Regions from separate parts of the Homo sapiens genome. Here region 1 is linked to region 2. Evidence: read pairs that join two places in POLR2A ChIA-PET (ENCODE). Cell type or tissue: K562. All regions are shown on one strand.

Region 1 (2,500 bases), 120 kb after region 2:
GAGTTGGGCAGATCACCTGAGGTCAGGAGTTCAAGACCAGCCTGGCTAACATGCCGAAAATTCGACTCTACTAAAAATACAAAAAAAATTAGCCGGGCTTGTTGGCGCTGCCTGTAATCCCAGCTACTCGGGAGGCTGAGGCAGGAGAATCGCTTGAACCCGGGAGGCAAAGGTTGCAGTCAGCTGAGACAGTGCCACTGCACCCCAGCTTGGGCAATGAAGAGACACTCTGTCACAAAACAAAACAAAACAAAACAAAGAAGTGATGAATGAGCATTCATGATCAGAAATCAAAGACAAAAAGGGGTAGATTACATGACTGGGTGTTGCTATAGCTTCCACATATATGAGACCTTTACAGAAAAAGAAAAGAAAGACCAAAGAAATAAGCTTTTTTTTTTTTTTTTTTTTTTTTTTTGAGACGGAGTCTTGCTCGGTCGCCCAGGCTGGAGTGCAGTGGCACAATCTCAGCTCACTGCAAGCTCCGCTTCCCAGGTTCACGCCATTCTCCTGCCTCAGCCTCCCGAGTAGCTGGGACTACAGGTGCCCGCCACCACGCCTGGCTAATTTTTTGTATTTTTAGTAGAGACGGGGTTTTGCTGTGTTAGCCAGGATGGTCTGGATCTCCTGACCTCGTGATCCGCCTGCCTTGGCCTCCCAAAGTGCTGGGATTACAGGCGTGAGCCACCACGCCCGGCCCAGAAATTAGCTTTATCCACTTCCTGGGAGGTTAACTCTCCCGCTTCGGCCTCACAGAATCCAATGATCACTCACCAGATAGCAGAAATAGAGCATAGCTGAATGAATTTATGAAGTAAGGAAACTTATAAGTGACTTTTGTTGGGTCAGGTCCCTGACTCACTTTCAAAATTTGTGTATAGTGCATAAGTAAGGAGAAGAACACAAAAGTACTTGTCAACCCCAAAAAAGAAGGGAGAGATCAATCTGCTAATTAGCTTATCAATACTTAAAGATTTAACTGTAGTATTATGATCAGGGAACCAAATTATTTCATCACCTCCCCTCATTCTTCTTCTCCCTCCTTTCAGACCATTTTTTCTCCTAGCTTCTCCTTTTCCCTTGTACTCTCCTGAAAACTTTTTAAGAGGCTAATTAAGCCTCTTCCACCCTCACCCCAAGGCCAAGACATTCGGAATTTATTCCTGCCTCTCTTTACCTGTGACAATGCAGATGGATGCACAGAAAATATACTGTTTCTGGGTCTCAGGGAATAACTGAGGGAAGGTCAGCAACAAAAAGTTCAAGCAGAATGAGAGAAGGGCGCTAATCATAAAAATTCCACCCAGTATGAAGTAGGCTAAAGAGAGAGAGAGAGAGGGGTATAAGTTCTTTTCAGGGCTCTCTCTGGTTTCAGAGTCCCCCAGTTCTAAAGGTCACATAGTAAAGTTTGGTGGATGTCAGCAGGAAGAAGTAGTTGTGAGGGAAATGAGGGGAGGGAGCACTGAGGCTCAGGTTAGTAATGACATTTAGCCCTTCCTTTTTAAATCCAGGACTTACTTGGTTTGTGTTTGGGCATCCAACACATCGTCTTACCACTGCAGTCCATGAAAAGTGCACTGACAAGAACATTGGGATCTCCAGGTAGTTGTTTCTACCCAGGAAGAGACGAGGGAAGACCACCAAAGCAGTGTGGTAGCCGGGAAATTACAGATAAGGATCATGGCCCTGTTCAGTTTCTTCATCCACCACCCATGAAGAGGCATCGCCTAAGAAGTAAGTGGGGAAAAAGGGAGGAGTTTCTTTAAATTCTCCATATTTACTTCTCGCCCTTCAAAGACAATTCCTAATGATCCCTCGTTTCTAAAACTCTCTTAAGTCTTCCATTCAAGCCCCAATATCCTCTCTATAGTTTAACTCCTTATTCATTTAACAAATGCTTACTGCATGCCCATAATGTGTCATGCCTTAAGTTCTGTTATATTGTCTTTTAACTGACCCTAGTTATTATCCCCACCATTCTAGACTCCAGATTAACAGCACCTCCCCCAAATAAGTTTATCAGGCCCTTCCCCAGCTTGAAACTCCCCTAACTCCTTTTGATTACCTCTAAATATAATCCTTGGGGTAACATCCAAGCCCTTCCTTATTCTAGCCTCAGTCTATCTTTCCAGTTTTATTTGTCTGAGCATGGTGGTACACGCCTGTAATCCCAGCTACTCACGTGGCGGAGGCAGGAGAATCACTTGAACCCGGGAGGCAGAGGTTTCAGTGAGCTGAGATCGCGCCACTGCACTCTAGCCTGGGCGACAGAGCAAGACTCCATCTCAAAAAAATAAATAAATAAAATAAAATAAATAAATAATTTAAAAGTTTGTAAAGTAAAAGTTATAGTAAGCTAAGGTTAATTTACTATTGAAGAAAAATATTTTTTACAAATTTAGTGTAGCCTAAATGTAGTGTTTATAAAGTCTACAGTAGTGTACAGTATTGTCCTAGGTCTTCACATTCATTCACCACTCACTGACTCACCCAGAGCAAC
Region 2 (2,500 bases):
TCAAGAGCATCCTGTCCAACATGGTGAAACTTGTTCTTTACTAAAAATACAAAAAATTAGCTGGGCGTGGTGGCGCATGCCTGTAGTCCGCGCTAATCCGGAGGTTGAGGCATGAGAATCGCTTGAACCCGGGAGGTGGAGGTTGCAGTGAGCCGAGATTGCACCACTGCCCTCCGGCCTGACGACAGAGCGAGACTCCTTCCAAAAAAAAAAAAAAACCCCACACACAAAACCTACAAACACCAATTTTCTAGTTATAAGAGCTTGTTTTAAGGATTTTAATTCTATTCCAATTAAGTCCTAAAGCTAATGCAATTATCAAAATCTCGAAGAGATTTTATTCAAACTTCACAAAAGGTCTCTAAAGTTGTCCAGAAACCTTGGTGAAACAGATTAGGAAATTTGGAAAGGAAATAATGCGGAGACCCGTAGTACCAAATCATGAGACCTCTAATACAATTTTAAATATTAATGTAATAAAATTTAAATTTTGGTGTAATAAAATCATAAATTTCAATATTGGTCCCAAGTATAGAGAAAAAGTACATTTATGTTGAATGTGGAAAACATTATTTTTAAAATACAGCCGATTAAAAAATTGCTGGGGAACTGATTATAACTATTGATAATTCCTAAGAAACATAGACACCAAAACATCACTTTTATCTCTTTAATAGAAATTGGTTAAATTATAATCAATATAAGGAGGTTACAAAACTCCATATACAACACTGTATACATTTTCTTGGAAAAATATGTGCAACTGCTCTGCAAAATACATGATTAACTAGCCTGTGTGATGGGATAACATTGTAGTTTCTTAATTTCTTGTCCTTTCTTGTATTTCCCACAGTATTGATGTATATCTTCTGCGTTCAAAAGCAATTTTTTAAAGCCTCATAACGTGGTAACAAAATACTATGCACGTTACAAAATTCAGAACACGGAAACAAGAAGCTCGCTTTTTTTTTCCCCCTATTTCGGTTTGGCCCTTTAGATTTCCCCTCCCCCACCGGGGCGGGACTTCCCGCCGACTTCTTTCAGGTTCTCAGTTCGGTCCGCCAACTGTCGTATAAAGGCGCTGCCTCAGGCCAGAGTCCTCACAAAGCGTTGGGTGAGACTCCTCTTGCTCGTCATGTCTGGCCGCGGCAAAGGCGGGAAGGGTCTTGGCAAAGGCGGCGCTAAGCGCCACCGTAAAGTACTGCGCGACAATATCCAGGGCATCACCAAGCCGGCCATCCGGCGCCTTGCTCGCCGCGGCGGCGTGAAGCGCATCTCCGGCCTCATCTACGAGGAGACTCGCGGGGTGCTGAAGGTGTTCCTGGAGAACGTGATCCGGGACGCCGTGACCTATACAGAGCACGCCAAGCGCAAGACGGTCACCGCCATGGATGTGGTCTACGCGCTCAAGCGCCAGGGCCGCACCCTCTACGGTTTCGGTGGTTGAGCGTCCCTTTCTATCAACAAAAGGCCCTTTTTAGGGCCCCCACTTTCTCAGCTGAGGAGCCGTGATGCTTGTTTGCCCAGTTTCTCTTTACCATTTGTTCGCGCCTGCTGAGTTTGTGCTGCTATCGGAGCATGCGTCTCTAGTCGCTGTAAGTAGGCATCAGTCACTAATCGCTCTCCAGTAAATAAAATACCCAACACAACTTGTTTCAGGTGCTCCAGAGCTTACTGACATGGGCCGTCGCGCAGACTGTAGTGCAGTGTCATCATGGCTCACTGTAGCCTCCCGATTAGCCGGAACCTCGCGCCCACCACCACGCAAGGCTAATTATTTTTCCAAAGACCGGGTCTCCGTGTGTTTCCCAGGCTAGTTTCGATATCCTGGCCTCAATCCCCTCGCCTATGCCTAATGTTGGTATTACAGTAGTGAGCCACCACGCCTGGCCACGATACTGTTGAGGTTTTAGGGTTAGTTACATTTAAGGGGCAATTTTCGCAGTGTAGTGGGGAGGAAAGTCAAGCAGTTATAGGTTTCTGGCGCTGTGAATCCAACTGCTGAACATAGCAAGAACTTATTATGCAACAACCTTTAATCAGTGGACCGTAAATAAGTTTAGTTTATCGGTTTTGGCCCAATTCTTGAGAAAGGTGAGAATTTGAATCCTTGAGTAGAAATACGTAGCTTATCAGTACAACAAAGTGATCACAACAAAGACTAACTTATCCTTTGTTACTTAACGTGGGCAGAGCTTTACCGCTGAGAATTCCTCAGCCTTTGAGTGTTCTCTTATTTACAACTGAAGTTGATAAGATGGTATTAAAAGTGAGATTCCTAGTAAGTAAACTTAAAGGCCTGAAGGACCAGTGATTAATGGGAAGTGCTAATAAGTCATATTTGAGGTTATCCAACCCGAGATTCTGATTTAATTGGTTTAAGGATACTATCACCTTGTGGGTTAGATTTGAAAAATAATAATTGCTTTAAGGAAGGAACCTGTTGGTATTTAAACAAAAAACTTTCCTTCCTGATTCTTACATGCCGTCACTTAGACAA

The links. Peaks named below come from ENCODE experiments on the same cell type or tissue, not always from the same donor. Only the 100,000 strongest peaks of a DNase experiment are listed, where the experiment ranks them.
Region 1: POLR2A ChIA-PET joins it to region 2 with 5 read pairs; 3 of 35 experiments call an interaction of 5 or more read pairs at or near these places.

The regions. Positions count from the first base shown.
Region 1 is chr6:27,709,908-27,712,407 of GRCh38, reverse strand. LINC01012 (long intergenic non-protein coding RNA 1012) reads right to left here. Exons shown (of 4, transcript NR_038294.1): 4 at 2,186-2,284. LOC124901291 (a long non-coding RNA gene) reads left to right here and starts at 1,512. Exons shown (of 2, transcript XR_007059534.1): 1 at 1,512-1,734. In K562, no CTCF peak of the experiment used is centred here; no DNase peak of the experiment used is centred here.
Region 2 is chr6:27,830,163-27,832,662 of GRCh38, reverse strand. It overlaps H4C12 (H4 clustered histone 12), which reads left to right and starts at 1,103. Exons shown (of 1, transcript NM_003541.3): 1 at 1,103-1,489. The coding sequence starts at 1,136. The coding sequence ends at 1,447. RefSeq lists enhancers at 794-1,619, 1,543-1,652. In K562, no CTCF peak of the experiment used is centred here; DNase peaks (open chromatin) are centred at 952 and 1,659; H3K4me3 peaks cover 1,528 bases.